Regions from separate parts of the Homo sapiens genome. Here all the other regions are linked to region 1. Evidence: chromatin contacts called from ENCODE Hi-C or POLR2A ChIA-PET data. All regions are on one chromosome and are shown on one strand. The core of a region is the stretch at or near the end of the contact, and the rest is flanking DNA. Distances in the headings are between cores, read along the strand shown.

Region 1 (3,525 bases), core at 260-2,759:
GGCCACTTTGACTTTTGCCGCCATTGGATAGAGCAGCACCCTCTCCTACCCTCCCTCTGAGTTCACCCATGGGCAGTCCCAGAAGCCTTTGATGGGGAAAAGGGGGTCATAGTGAGAATTTACCTTGGAATGTAAAGTGAGCCGCCCCTTTTCAGTCTTTGCATCTTCACGCGGGTCCGCCCCAAACCTAGAAGAACGCCCCTGACCACTTCTTCTTCTATCTACTGTTACTCCTTCCTCTGACTCTGGTGACCCCATCCCGGAAGCCTTCCGGAAAGCGCTTCCCCCTTTTCCACCCCATCGAGTTGGGGTTATTTCTCCTTTTCTGGGCTCTCTCCCATTGCTGGGGAGGAAGGCGGATACGAAGGGCCTGCATGACCGCAGCTGTCATCACAGTGGGCCTGGCTTACCTTGTTGCTCTCTCCCCTTTCGCCTTTCTCCTTTCTCCCTGTTGCAGTCATGGACTTCACTCATAATACATATACATATACATATACATATACATATACATATACATATACACATACACATACACATACACATACACATACACATACACATACATATACATGTTTTTAAATCGGGCAGCCACCCGCTCCCCGCCCTCAGCCCGGAATAGGTTCAGAGAGGTGCCCGGGTTCACTTGCGGAGCGTGTGGCCTCTGCGCCTAACGCGCGCCCCTTCACTACACGAATGGGTGCGGGCAAGGGTATAGGATTTTAGAATTCCAAGAGTTGTCGGGGGTCATCCCGTGGAATCCTCTTTTTTGCAGATGCTCTTCCTGGAGCCTTCCGATGCAAGCTCTTGGGCTCACGCAGCCCTTTTCCTCTTCTAAGCCCAGAGCGCTTTCGCTGCTGCTGATCTCCACGGCCTCGGCAGATAGGGAGGGGCAGGCAGGTGTCAGCGTCCTCCCTTTCACCGTTGGGGAAACTGACTCAGAGAAACAAGGCGACGGGCCTCGGCGGGGCGGGACCGTAACGGGAATTCAAGGCTCCAGGCCAGAGCGGAATTTATTGTGTCTCGTTTTGGGAAGCGTGAATGTGAAATGATCGACTTCGGAGCCCCAGGCGGAGACCCTTCAGTCCCCGACAAGAATCGGGATGGGGTCTGGGATTAATGCAGTAATTACTCGCGCCTGGGCATTGACCCCTTGGCAACTTCGCAAGATCCGGCAGGGTCCACCGCCCTTCCCTTCACAGGGTGACCACAGGGCTGCGGCCTCTTTAAGGCCCAGAGCTCCGCCCCCGGCTCGTCGCCAACCCCCTCGCCGCAGCTCAGCCAGTTCCAGACTTTCCTCAGAGATGAGGTCATCTCCCCGTTGCCCATTGGCTGCGCCGTGCCGTCAGTCACAGGAAGTCAGGCCGCCGTTTTCGCCTTCTTCATGCCGCTTCCTTCTCCGCCCGCCCTTTAGTCCGCCGATCACGACCCCGATCAGGCCTCTGATTGGCTAGCGCCGCCGTCACTTCTCCAGCGGACAGTCTTCAGGACGGGAGGCGGGCGTGGTGGGCGGGCCCGCAGCTTCCGTGGCTGAGAGGAGCCGGCGGCGGCAGTGTCTGTGGTGGCCGCGGCGGCGAGAGCGACGGTCCCATCTTTCCCACCCTCTTGGTTGCCGCTGGCCACACGCCCTCCGCTGGCGGCGACTTCTCAGCTCCGTGCGCCCGGGCTGGACAGTGAGCCTCGAGAGGAGACGCGGGCGGCTAGAGCCGGAGTGGGGCGAGCCGCGGAACCCGGCCGGGAGCCGCGCGAGGCGGTGAGTGAGAGTCCGGGTTGGGGACCCCTCCCCCACCGCGGCCTCGCCCCGCCTGGAGCATCCTTTTTCCCCCCCGACCCTGCTGCGCGCGTCCTCGGGGGGTCGGGCGAGGCGGCCCTCGCGTCCCCTGCCCTCTTCTTGCCGGCCTTCTGCCCCTGCCCTCGGGGCCGGAGTCGCAGAGCGGCGGTCACTGTGCCGGGGCTGGGACCCGGGCCGGGCCGGGCGGGCGGGCGCGGTCGTGCACCTGTGCACTGCCTGGCAGGGCTGTGCTGCGCGGGGCGGGGAGGCACGGAGGTCCTCGCCCTCGCTTCTCCCGGGATGTGTTTTGATTGCAGGGACGGGGTGTCGGCCGCTTTCTCTGGGGTCTTGTGCAGACCTTCAGGATCCAAGTGCAGTCCTTGGGATTCCCAGGCAAGGAGGCTCAGCTGGACTTGTTGGTGCCAGTATAGCAAACCTGAATGCTGCCAGGTGTACAGGGCTCTGCAAATCTGAAACTTGATGGCCAAGAACTTTACCTCCTAAGAAAGCGTCTGTCAGGACGCTGATGCAGTCCACCCTCCCCGCTTCGGGTACCTTTGATACTCCATAGTGCCTAGGGCTGGACCTTTTGAGTCGACTCCCAAACCTGCCACTTGCTAGCTGTGTAATCTTGTGCCTTGGTTTCCTCGTCTGAAAAATGAGGATAATAGCACCAATCGCATACGGTTGTTTGTTGTAAGTGTCGAATGAAATAATTCACGTGAAGCGTTTGACACAGTGCTTGGCCCATAGTAAGGGCCCAAGAAATGTTTGCTTTTGGGATGTTGAGAATGCCTGGTTTGCCTGTGTGCCTTTAAGCACTAGCCCAGCTTGGCATTGTCAAGATTTCTCTCTGTTGTCTCCCTGTTATGCAGCATAACGAAAGGGCAGTTGAATGGTTAACTTGCTTGCCAGCCTCTGTTTGGCATGAAGTGTGTGTATATACAGGAATGTGGAATACATCACTTAAATATAATAATGGAATTACCCCATGCTTCGTATGTTTTTACATAGTTTTAAACTCATAAGACGTCTGGAATGTCCCCGAGTTGCAAGTTTTTGAGATCTTTTCAGGGTCCTTTCTACATCAAGCCGAAGCCTGTAACGTTAAGACTTATTGTCAGTAAGAAGTTAGACCTACATGTTTTACTTCAGAAGACCCCCAAAACTCCAAATGTCACTTACGCAGTTTTACTGTTGAAAAGCAGTCATCTCCCGGGGGTGAGGTGGTACAGCCAGCTGGCCCACAGCCCTATGACTGCAGGGTGGGGAACCTTTGGCTGGAAGTTATTAAACTAAGTTTTGCTTAATGTCGTTTGCATTTTTCATAGCGAACCAAAGGGCTTTATGTTACTGTTTCTTATTGAAATGATTTAGAAAGAAGCAATCCATTACTGCGTTCTTTAAAAACACCTGCAAAGAAAAAAATATCTGTAGTTTAGCTCTAGTGTTTGTTTCAGTTTTTGGCCAATAACTATTAAGAAGAGCCCGTTTTTAAGAAGGCTTCCAAAAGTCACATCCACTTGAATAAGTTATTTAGAGTCAAATCAAGAGAGGTGGAAGAGTAATATGTATCCCATCACCCAAAAGTATTTATTGGAGAGTTTCCATGTCCTTAGTACTCTGCCAGATGCTATTAGGGAGTGATTAAAAAGAGTATGAAATAGAATCTCAGCCTATAAAGGGCAAAACCATAAAGTTTGGGTCACCCGTTAGTAATTACAAGTACTACTTAAGGGATGACTTCATTTATTCAT
Region 2 (3,525 bases), core at 725-3,224, 910 kb before region 1:
AAAAATACAAAAGTTAGCTAAGTGTGGTGGTGGGCACCTGTAATTCCAGCTATTTGGGAAGCTGAGGCAGGAGAATCGCTTGAACCCAGGAGGTGGAGGTTGCATTGAGCTGAGATCATGCCACTGCACTCCAGTCTGGGCGACAGAGCAAGATTCCGTCTCAAAAGAAAAAAAAAAGAAAAGGCCTGAACCGAAGCAATAGCAGTGGGAGTGGAATGAAGAGGAAACATTTGAGAGGAAGAATTAATGGTAATCCCTAAACACCTTTACTCAATGCTTCCTAGGAATGTGTTAGGGGATTGTGGGAATAAAGAGCTGAAGTAGCATTTGCTGCTGTCCTCAAGTACCTCAAATCCTATAGAAGCACACCTAAAAATAAAATCATAGATGCAGGGAAGGCCACATTTAGCATCACTGCAGCCAGTGTCACTGAGAGATCACTATGCTTGTGAAATCAGCAAATTAAGGCACCATACATTTCCAAGTGCCTCTGTCATTTACCCCAAGTATCTTTTGTAAGTACCTAAATTGTTATTTTGGTTAAAACACACTACAAGCCCGGGCGCGGTGGCTCACACCTGTAATCCCAGCACTTTGGAAGGCTGAGGTGGGCAGATCATGAGGTCAGGAGATCGAGACCATCCTGGCTAACACGGTGAAACCTCGTCTCTACTAAAAAAAAATACGAAAAATTAGCCAGGCGTGATGGTGGGCGCCTGTAGTCTCAGCTACTCGGGAGGCTAAGGCAGGAGAATGGCGTGAACCCGAGAGGCGGAGCTTGCAGTGAGCCAAGATCGCGCCACTGCACTCCAGCCTGGGCGACAGAGCGATCCTCCGTCTCAAACAAACAAACAAACAAAAAAACCCACTACAGTATACATCTACACCCCACCAATTTTTAGAGGCAGGGTAGTGAGGTTCAGACTGGGCCCACCTCTACCACTTGTCAACACGTGATCTTGGGTAAGCTACCAAATTCTCTTAGCCCATGCTATCACGTGAAGATGAATGAGACTGGAATGTCAGCGAGACAGAGCATGATGGGGCTATAGGAGGGGGGTATGGTCAGATCTTGCAGGGCCGTGTGAACTACCATAAAGGTTTTGGACTTTTCTTCTTTCTTTCTTCTTTTCTTTCTTCTTTCCCTTTTCTTTCTTCTTTCTTCTTCTTCTTCTCCTTCTTCTTTCTTCTTCTTCCGCCTCTCCTTCTTCTTCTTTTTCGTTTAGACATGAGGTGTCACTGTCACCCATGCTAGAGTGCAGCATGCAACCTCAAACTGCAACCTCAAACTCCTGGACTCAAGCGATGCTGCTGTCTCAGGCTTCTGAGTAGGTGGGACTACGGGTGTACACCACCACGCCCGGCTTGGATCTAGTATTCTAAGTTCAATGGGTTGTGTTTTTTGTTCCAATTTATTATAACTTTTCAATTGGAACATAATGTCTACAAATAAATGCAAAAATCTTGCCGAGTTCAATTAGTTTGGACAATTATATACGTCAATGTTATACCACCGAAAACAAAATACAGAACATTTCCATCATCTCAGAACAGTCCCAAGTGCCCCTTTCCTGCTAATTCTCCTTGTCTCCGGAACACTTAAGGGTGCTAAGCATGTTATGTTTGCGGTGGGTTTTTTTTTTAACTTAGATGTGGTAATATATGTTTGCGTTTCCAAAGGATCACTCTGGCTGCCGAGCAGAGGACAGCAATGCGGGTAAAGCACAGGCCAGGCGAGGGATAATCAGGCGGGATTGCACGGAGGTCGCCTAGCAACAGAAAGCGCTGTCGGGGGCGGGGGAACCGCTCTGCTCCTGTGAAAGGAGGAGGCCCCGCCCTCTCCTCGCCCTCTCTCTGCCCCACGCTGTGCGCGAGCACACAGGCAGCCCCGCCCCGCCTCGGCGGGGTGGGGGTGGACAGAGGTTTCTTATTGGTGAGTTTTCCGGAAGCGATGGATTCGGAATCTCGCCCGCAGTCGCGCAAGCGCGAGCGGCTGTGCGCGGTGCGTGGTGCGTGGTGCGTGATACGAGCGGCGGCACGTGGCGCGGGTGCGGGGCGTGGAGTGGCGTGGCGTGGAGTGGCGTGGCGTGGCGGGGTCTCGCGGCGCGGGCGCGCACCCGGAGCTGTGGACGGAGAGTGCCTCCCTCTGGCCTCAGTTTCCTCATGTTGTAGTAGCGGAGCATGGCCCGGACCGGGCCCCCGAGACCGCCCCGTGCAACCTCACCGCCAGCCTGGGGGCCTCAGCGACTGGGACGGGACCAAGGGGCTCGGGGATTCTCCCTGCCCCCGGCCCTGGTGCGTGACTGACCCTCCTGTTCCCAGAGCCCCCAGCGCAGGCCGGGATGTTCGTCCTGGTGGAAATGGTGGACACCGTCCGGATCCCCCCTTGGCAGTTTGAGAGGAAGCTCAACGACTCCATTGCCGAGGAGCTGAACAAGAAGTTGGCCAACAAGGTACTGGGCCCACGGCTCGCGGGCAGGCCTTGGCGTGGGAGAGCGAGCGCCGCCCACTGGCCGCAGGCCCGGCCTCGGTCATGCCAAGCCCTGGCCGTGGGCAAGCAGCTTAATGTCTCAGAACTTTTCTTCACCGTGAAAGGAGATATTGAAGGGGATCAAAAGAAAATGGGCTTGAAAAAGGGAGTTGTAACTGGAAGTGTTAGATTCCACAATTCTAAATTACTTTGCAATTGCAGGCAAGTTACTGACCCCTTCTGGGCCTCAGTTTCCATTTTTAAAATGGGGATAAAATATTGCTGTCCTTCCAGCCATGCATTGTTTTTGTTGTTGTTGTTGTTTGTTTTGTTTTGTTTTGTTTTTTGTTTTTGAGACGGAGTCTTGCTCTTTCGTCCAGGCTGGAGTGCAGTGGCGCGATCTCGGCTCACTGCAACCTCCGCCTCCCGGGTTCAAGCGATTCTCCTGCCCCAGCCTCCCGAGTAGCTGGGACAACTACAGGCGCGCGCCACCACCCCCAGCTAATTTTTGTATTTTTCGTAGAGACGGGGTTTCACCATTTTGGCCAGGATGGTCTCGATCTCTTGATCCCCCCGCCTCGGCCTCCCAAAGTGCTGGGATTACAGGTGTGCGCCATCGCCTCGGGTCAATGCATTGTTTTCGTGAAGATGGAGAGTTCTAGTAGTACAGAATTAACTGTCAGGAGGTTCATCCCTTCATTCCAGCAGCCAATATTTGTGCGCCTTCTCTGTGCTGTGCCTGTGTGCCTTAGTACCAGCTGAGAGGTCTTCCCACTGCCGTTTCTTTGACAGTCCTCCCTTTCCAGGTATTCTGTGTCACATCACTCTCTTTCCTTCTTAGACTTTTTCCTTTCCCTCTCCTTGAGAGCAGGGACCTTATCTGCCTTCTTCCCTGAAGTATCCCCTCATTTAGCCAAAGCCTGGCGGGAGTAGATGTCCCATAATTTTCTGTTTTGTGTTTGTGTGTGTGAGACAAGAGTGCCGCTCTTGTCGCCCAGGCTGGGGTGCAATGAAGCGATCTTGGCTCACTGCAACCTCCACCTCCCAGGTTCAAG
Region 3 (3,525 bases), core at 587-3,086, 810 kb before region 1:
AGACACCGCTTCTCCCTTTCCCCCGACCAATGGGAAGGCTGTTGCTAACACACCGGCTATATTTTTAGCTTTCAGTGCTCTGGGAGCGTGTGGGTCGGCTGAGCCTCTCTGCCTGGTGGGAAGAGCTAGGGGAAAAGAGAGAAGGGAAGGGGAGGGGGAAAGGGAGGGTGCAGCGGGCATGTGCGGGAGGGGGCGTGTGTGTGACGCTGTCACTCGCTGACGCACAAGGCAAGTAGTCCCTGGAGGTGCCCCCGGGGTTGCGACGCTCAGAGTGTGGGGGATGGGGGGGCGCTCAGGCTATCTCCCGCCTCCCTGTCCCGGTGGAGTTTGCCCTCCAGCCCGGCATTTCTCTGTTGCATTCAGGGAAAGTGCATTTAAACCCCCCACGCTACTGGTGCTCTCCGCCCTTGCCAAAAAAAGCGATCAAGGAAAAAAAAAAAGCAAACTGTTCGTAGCTGGAAACTTTCGGATCTCGCCACCCAACGTGGGGATGGCGGCTGCTGCTGGGCCGGAACCGTCTGGAATGACAAAAAAGGTGTGGGCGGGAGGGGAGAACTGGGAAATGGGAGATCTAAGGAGGGACCGGGGAGAAGACCTCACTCACAGTCCCCCGGGGGCTCCAGACTGCATCTTCCGGCACTCCTGTCTGCCTGTGACCGCAGAACACGGCCCTCCCTCCCCCTGGCTCTGTGTCCCGCACACTCACAGAGGCAGAGCAGCCCGCGTGGCCAGAGCCGGGGGAGGGGGCCTCAGCGCGCGGGCCTGGCGCGCCCAGTCCCGGGTTCGCGGAGCCTCGCTCCGCCGCCCGAGGGGCCGTAGTGGGTGCGAGCCTTGCGCCCGTTGCACGGTCAGGGGCCACCCCACGCCGGCGGGACTGCGACTAGAAGAAATGTGGGGCTCTCCCGCGTGCCCCACACTGGGGTCGCTGGCCAGAAAGAGCAAACAAGAGTTGGGAGAGGGGCTGCGCCCGCGCGCCTGCGCAGAGCCAGAGCCGGCCCTCCAGGCTGCAAGGAAAGGAGCGCCAGAGGCGGTGAGGGGAAGGTCCTTTGTGGCACTCGGCTAGTTTCACGGCCGTCAGCCTCGTCCTCGGCTCCTCTTACTCCCGCACAGCGTGGCCCAGGCCCCAGAGTCTCCCTCGCCTTTCTTTCGACGTTGAGCCCCCCGAGGAATCACAAGGCGCTCGGAAGACTCATGCCTGCCCGAAACGGGTCCGAAATGTTTCCAGAGCCCGCGTCGTCCCCTCAGTTCCCCCTCCCGCAGAGGCCGTAACGGGGCGATGCTATCGCCGCGGACACGGCCAGACGCTCGGAGCTGGAGGGAAGGCCCCGGGAAACGGCTCGGGCAAACGTCCGAACCATGGGCTCCGAGGCAGGTGCAGGGCGGACGACTCAGCGGGGGGTTTCCGGCGGGCATGGTGACTCCCTCCCCTCCCCCGCGATACTCGTCCCCCAAACACAACTAAAGGGAGAGTGCACTGTGCCCGGCTCGTGAGCAACCCGGCCCCAGGTGGTCCCCGGCCCTCACGGAGCGCCCCTGGGAGAACACCTCACACGACGCGCACAAGTTCAGAGTGGTATGGGAATGAAGGAAAGGAGTGCGGCGCGGCGCTGTGACAGGGAGGGGAAGACGGGGAGCCGGACGCACGACCGGCGAGCACAGAAGGGCACAGGAGCTGCTCCGCGAGATACCAGCGAGCTGAGGCGCGGGGCTGGCTGGGAAGTAGTCCCGGCCGGGCCCTGGCCCCGCCCCTGCAGGGCGGAGGGACGCATCACGCAGGGGTGGGGAAGCCGGATCCGTGCGCAGGGTTGCTAAGGGTGAAACTTTTCATTGACTTTGCTCACTTCGGGCCGGGGCGCGGGAAGGTGCGGGTTGTTGGCTGAGGCAAGCCGTGGCTCGGGCGACGCGGGGCCAGGAGGGCAGGACCGTCTGCCGGCGACAGCCCATACCGTCTGCCGTTGCGCGACACGAACCACCCTCCGATCCGCCATCCCCGCGTCGTCGCCGCTAGTCCGCCCGCCCGCCCTCGGGCCCCCCGCTGCCGAGCCCGACCTCCTAAGAGCTGAAAGAAATTATTGAGAGTCATAGTCCATAGCCCCCTGCTTCGTCCCCCAACCCTCAACGACGAAAAGGACTTCGGTCCCCTGGCCCGGCGACGCCCGGGAAGGAAAGGAGAGCGACCTCCGCCCCGCGCTCAGGCCACCCTGGAGGGAGAAGCCGCCCCGCGGCCGGTAGAGCGCCCCGCCGCCGCGGAGACCCGAGTGAGTGAGTTGGGGGGCGTGCGGGCGGGGGGCCCGCCCCGAGACCCAGCCGGCCGGACTACCTCTTCCACCCCGCCCCACTCCCGCTTTGCTGGACTCTCCACGTTGCTGCCGCTCCCTCCCCGCCTGGCCAGCATTTTCTTTCCCCATCCAGCTTCCCTCCAGACCCCACTTTCCCCAGCTCCTCTTCTCACGCCATCTGTGCTCCTGGGGTGCCCAAGAGCTCCTTTTTCTCCCAGTTCCAAGAGTGGCCCTCTCCTGGGTGGGGTGCATTTCCTCCCTTCCCCGCCTCCCCCGGTTCTTTATATCCTAGCTACTCGCTAGATCTTCCTTGTTCTCCAAAGAAACATAACTCCCCCCACCGTTAAATAAATCCGAGGAAGGAAGGGGATCCAGGCCTTGTTTTTCTGCTTCTTTTCCCGTGTGCAGGGAAGGGGGGTGGTAATTGTTAATAGACTCTATTTCTGGCTCTGTGGAGCCTGAAGGGTGGAGGGTGGACACCCCCTTTGGCGACGGGACAGGTCAGTGGAGATTGTCCTTGGGCCACTGAGCCAGAGTTCACCGTTTCGGCTGAGCTCTTTATACTCTTAAGTGTTTTAATGGAAAATTGGGCAGAAAAAAGTACCCTTAGAGCAGTGCCAGTGAGTGGATTCTGCTTATCTTGGTAAGGTGCCTGCGAGGTGGGGCCCTACCCCCAAACTCCTTCCCCTCCTGTCCGGAGGATGAACTGTGCCCTTGACCACCAGAAATCTGGGAGGGGAAGGAGGGTGCAGAGAGGAGGCACAGCCGGCAGGCCCTCTCCCTCCCCCAGGAGAAACCAGAACCCCGCACAGCAAGCTTCAGCTTGGGGACGGGTGGAGGCCAGTCTCTGGTGCTACTCCGTATCTAAACGGTCTTTTTCTCCTTCTTACCCACCGTACCCTGGGAATGGGTCCTTCATCTCTGATTTTCCGGCAGAAAAACAATCCTATTGCTTTCTTGGGCTTCTACCCCCATCCCTCCGTGAAGCATAGGGGGAAAGAAGCTTGTGTGGGAGGAAGGATTAAGGAGGTTTAACACCCAGCGGGGGAGCTTGCCGAGGATCTGGTAAGTCTGGTCGTAAAGCAGACCTTGCAATGGGAGGAGACACACAGAATTTTAGTATGAGAAGATGCTCAGGTGTCAGGTGTACAGTTTTTTTCTTCTCTGCCTGGGAACCTTTTCCTATTTCCCTCTCCCGGATCTGGTTACTCAGTCTTCGATTAGAAATGGGGTGAGGCTTGGGCCC
Region 4 (3,525 bases), core at 364-2,863, 750 kb before region 1:
TTTTCCTCATCTGGGAAGAGGGGAGAATACCCTCTAGGACTGTTAATGAAATAAGATGATGTCAGCGTGCTTTGCGAGCACTCTACGAATATCGGGTAGAATTCTTGTTATGGATGGTTATTACCTGGTAATTTCAAACAAGAAACTGTCAGATGTGTACACCTGTCCCTGCAGCTTGTCTCAGCCCCAGATTTGGAACAAAGCACCGTCTCAAAAACAAACAAAAGGGTTTGTGCACATGAGGTCCCAAAGCAGGAGGAGAGAGGCTGGCCTCACCTGATGTGCTGAAGCTATTTATAACTCAACAGTGACAGCCACAGGGATGGGAGCCTCAGCATACACCCAGGAAAGGAAGAGAAATGGCATTTTAAAAAGGAAAATCCATTCCCCAGGCCAGACAACTCTCGAAGGCCTATCCCTTTCCCAAACCCTGAATAACTGATGGCTCTTGGAAATGCAAAGGTCTCACACTCAAAGTATACCTCAGTGCACCCACAACCCCACCACAGGCGGCCCTCCTGCTGCTCCCTGCACCCCATCTCCCAGGGCGAAAAACAAGGCCAGACCTGCTTTCCGTATACGCCCCAGTGACGTTCCTGGCCTAGGCAAAAAGATGAAGCTCAGTCCTGCCGCCGTGGCCCCAGAATCTAAGGGTCAGCCCCAACCAACCAGGCGAAGGGCCTCAGTGGACTCATCTGACCCTCATCGTTTCTCTGCTTGGCCCAAAACTCCCCTCCCAAGGCGCCTCACACTACTCGCCCACACCCCCCCCACCCGCTCAGCAGAAGCCCCGCAACAGAAAGGCTCCCGTTGGACCTAGTAGCTGGCGCTACTCACACCCAGGGAGGAAGCCAGGTCCCTCCGGGAGGGGTAAGGCCACGTACGATGACAGTTCGCTACCCTAGGCCTGCGCTTCCTAAACTTTGGTGTACTTGGAAAATAATGGGGGTGCGGTGGGGTGCTCCTTAAAATGCAAGACCCCTGTCCCAGTGACCGCAGATTGGGTGGGGCGCAGGAACCAGCAATTTAAACAGGCATCCCGAGTGACTCCGATGCAGGTGGCCCCGGGGGAGGGGCCCTGGAGCGTCATTTAAGTGACTGCTCCCGATCCCCTTCCGCCTCCTCAAAACCTCTCCCCACCCTCTCCCGCCAGACCCACCGTCTCAGCCCGCCCCTGACCCTCTGTCCTCAGCCCCCCGGCCTCGTCCTCCAGGCTCCTGGTCATCCAGGCCCCATCCCCCTCCGCTGGACCACTGCTCCCTGACCCACTGCCTCCCCGGCCCCGCCCTCACGAGGCCCCGCCCCTGTATAAGCCCCGCCCCCAGCCCGCGCGGACCACCCCCCCGCCCTCACCGAGGCGCGCCTCGCGCGGGGGGTTCTCCATCAGCTTCTTCAGGACCAGGGGGAAGGACCCCGACAGGCCCCTTTCCCCAGCTGCGCGCCCCGGCCCCGGACCGGGTCCTGCCTGCGGGTCCACAGGCGGCTTCTTTCCGCCGCCCGCGTCGGACATCGTGCCCCGGACTCGGCTCGCGCACCTCGCCTCCCCCGCCCGCCCCCCGAGATGGGCCGGAGCCGTGCGACCCGCTGCAGCTGCCGACACGGGCAGCTACTGCGCAGGCGCCCAATGGCGCCCCCGCCTCCTTCCATCGCTACCCCGCCTGCGGACCGGCTCTGGCACATTAATTATTCATGAGGCCAGGCCAGCTTCCCCGGATCGTTGCTCTGGATTGGTCCAGCCTGCGAGAGGGGCAGGCGCAGATCCTCGGGCCGTGATTGGTCGGGCAGCCGGGATAAGATAGACACGTGCGGGGCCAGGTGAGGACCCTCGCGGAGGCCCCGCCCCGCCGCCCCTGTGTCCCCTGATTGGCGCCTGCTGGAGTCTTTGTGGTGGGCCTTCCTCGGCGCGGTCCCTTCCCTCCTACCAGTGTTCCCCCTTCACCGCCCTCTTCATAACCCCCGCCCTCCCCAACCACCGCAGCCTCTCCCTCTTGTCCCCGACTTGCAACCTTCCCGACGCGCCACCGAAGAGGGGCGGAGCTCGGAGCGGCCAGGCCGGCCAAAGCGACCTATCCGAGCTCCTGCTCGCGCGGCGTGTCCACCCCCCGCGGGTCACGTGGAGCCGCAGCCGAGTCTGGTCGCGGGGGGAGGGGGCAGAGGAGGAAGGCGCGGGAACAGCCAATGGAGGGCGGGGGCGGGGCCCGGGGCGGTGCACGAGGCGCCGCACGTGCGGGGCTGTGGCGGGGCGGGAGGGGAAGGGAGGGACGGGTCTTTTTGTTCTGGGGACTCTGCCCAGGGTCGCGGGGCAGGGACGCTGAGCTTAGCCCGCACTTCTGCTCCCACGCGACCCAGAGGTCGCCTGAGGGCAGGGCCGGGGACCGCGACCTGCCAAGTCGTAGGGATGGCCTGAGCAGGCTTGGCCGCCCTAGAGCGGGGTGTCGGGTTGCCCACGCATCCAGATCAACACTAGCGTGGAGGGAGCATTCCTGAAGCTCTGACCTGAGCCAGGGCCCGAGTACATGTTTCCGCCCTCCCACTTACTAGCTTATGACCTTGGGAAAGTCCGGTTGCTTCACTGGAGCTTGTTTCCTCGGCCATAAAATTAAGAGGTTGGGCTAGAGAATCTCCACAGTCCCAAACAGATGTGAAATTCTTTTCCTTTCTAGAACTCTCCCTTCTTTTACCTAGAAAACAAAAACCTCCTTGACACCAGGTACCGATGCCACGTTTTGTGGGAGAACCACCTCCTCTCTTAAAATATAAAGCCTCCCCGGGAGTTCCGCAGAAATCCGTAAAAATGTAATATGTGGCGCGGTACACAAATGGAAAGCTGCTCCTAAACAGCGCTCAGAACTTTGTACCTCTTTATAGTACAGATCAGACTCCGCTGCAAACCCAGGCAACATTAGACTCCCCGCTTAACTCCCGGAAGGCAGAGAGCTTGGCTTGTTTATCCAGCATCCCTACAGTGGCCCAGCCCTTCTAGCAGGAGGGGTTGGGGGGGTGGTATAGTGATAGTCCTTGGTTCAGGGGGTAGATGCATGATCCAGACACCCACAGCCAGCTAAAAGTTATCAAGCTGATGCAATCAGAATTTTGCTGGGGCTGGGCTTGGTGACTCACGCCTGTAATCCCGGCACTTTGGGAGGCAGAGGTGGCGGATCACCTGAGGTCAGGAGTTCGAGACCAGCCTGGCCAACAGGGCGAAACTCCGACACTACTGTAAGTACAGAAATAATTAGACGGGCATGGTGGCTGGCGCCTGTAATCCCAGGTACTGGGGAAGCTGAGGCACGAGAATCGGTTTGAACCTGGGAGGTGGAGGTTTCAGGGAGCCGAGATCGCGCCACTGCAGTCAAGCCTGGGCGACAGAGGGAGACTCCATGTCAAAAAAATAAATAAATAAAAATAATTTTGCGGCGGGGTAAGGAGGAAAAAGAAGTTGGGTAGCTGACCAGGCCTGGAAAGCAAGAGATTTGAAGGACTTTGGGTGGTGGTAGAGACAGGATGATAGGTCTGATTCCAAAA

The links. Hi-C counts contacts between places; a loop is a spot of excess contacts on that map. ChIA-PET counts read pairs that join two places held with the same protein, here RNA polymerase II (POLR2A). Pooled maps may share reads with other maps.
Region 2: a loop to region 1 is called in a map of naive thymus-derived CD4-positive, alpha-beta T cell, with 6 times the contacts of the local background. The contact joins the promoter of POLR3H here to the promoter of MRTFA in region 1. A Hi-C loop is called at or near these places in 1 of 168 maps with a recorded cell type or tissue (naive thymus-derived CD4-positive, alpha-beta T cell) and 6 of 50 pooled maps.
Region 3: a map of naive thymus-derived CD4-positive, alpha-beta T cell shows a loop between it and region 1 (5-fold over the local background). The contact joins the promoter of TOB2 here to the promoter of MRTFA in region 1. A Hi-C loop is called at or near these places in 1 of 168 maps with a recorded cell type or tissue (naive thymus-derived CD4-positive, alpha-beta T cell) and 8 of 50 pooled maps. POLR2A ChIA-PET finds 5 or more read pairs at or near these places in 2 of 52 experiments (GM10248 and WTC11).
Region 4: a loop to region 1 is called in a map of B cell, with 35 times the contacts of the local background. The contact joins the promoter of TEF here to the promoter of MRTFA in region 1. A Hi-C loop is called at or near these places in 1 of 168 maps with a recorded cell type or tissue (B cell) and 6 of 50 pooled maps. POLR2A ChIA-PET finds 5 or more read pairs at or near these places in 1 of 52 experiments (WTC11).

What each region holds. Positions count from the first base shown.
Region 1 is chr22:40,634,703-40,638,227 of GRCh38, reverse strand. MRTFA (myocardin related transcription factor A) reads left to right here and starts at 1,509. Exons shown (of 15, transcript NM_020831.6): 1 at 1,509-1,750. RefSeq lists enhancers at 1-435, 1,175-1,484 and a silencer at 1,745-2,054.
Region 2 is chr22:41,542,919-41,546,443 of GRCh38, reverse strand. It overlaps POLR3H (RNA polymerase III subunit H), which reads left to right and starts at 1,974. Exons shown (of 6, transcript NM_001018050.4): 1 at 1,974-2,453. The coding sequence starts at 2,343. RefSeq lists silencers at 1,784-1,883, 2,074-2,203 and enhancers at 2,254-2,343, 2,354-2,453, 1,776-2,613.
Region 3 is chr22:41,445,112-41,448,636 of GRCh38, reverse strand. It overlaps TOB2 (transducer of ERBB2, 2), which reads left to right and starts at 1,836. Exons shown (of 2, transcript NM_016272.4): 1 at 1,836-2,258. It overlaps LOC105373043 (a long non-coding RNA gene), which reads right to left and starts at 1,692. Exons shown (of 2, transcript XR_938274.2): 1 at 605-1,692; 2 at 1-518. RefSeq lists a silencer at 705-804 and enhancers at 675-1,370, 1,375-1,624, 1,371-2,066.
Region 4 is chr22:41,380,030-41,383,554 of GRCh38, reverse strand. It overlaps TEF (TEF transcription factor, PAR bZIP family member), which reads right to left and starts at 1,613. Exons shown (of 4, transcript NM_003216.4): 1 at 1,354-1,613. The coding sequence starts at 1,510. It overlaps LOC105373042 (a long non-coding RNA gene), which reads left to right and starts at 1,644. Exons shown (of 3, transcript XR_938271.3): 1 at 1,644-1,815. RefSeq lists enhancers at 775-854, 1,636-1,930 and silencers at 1,065-1,764, 1,795-2,394.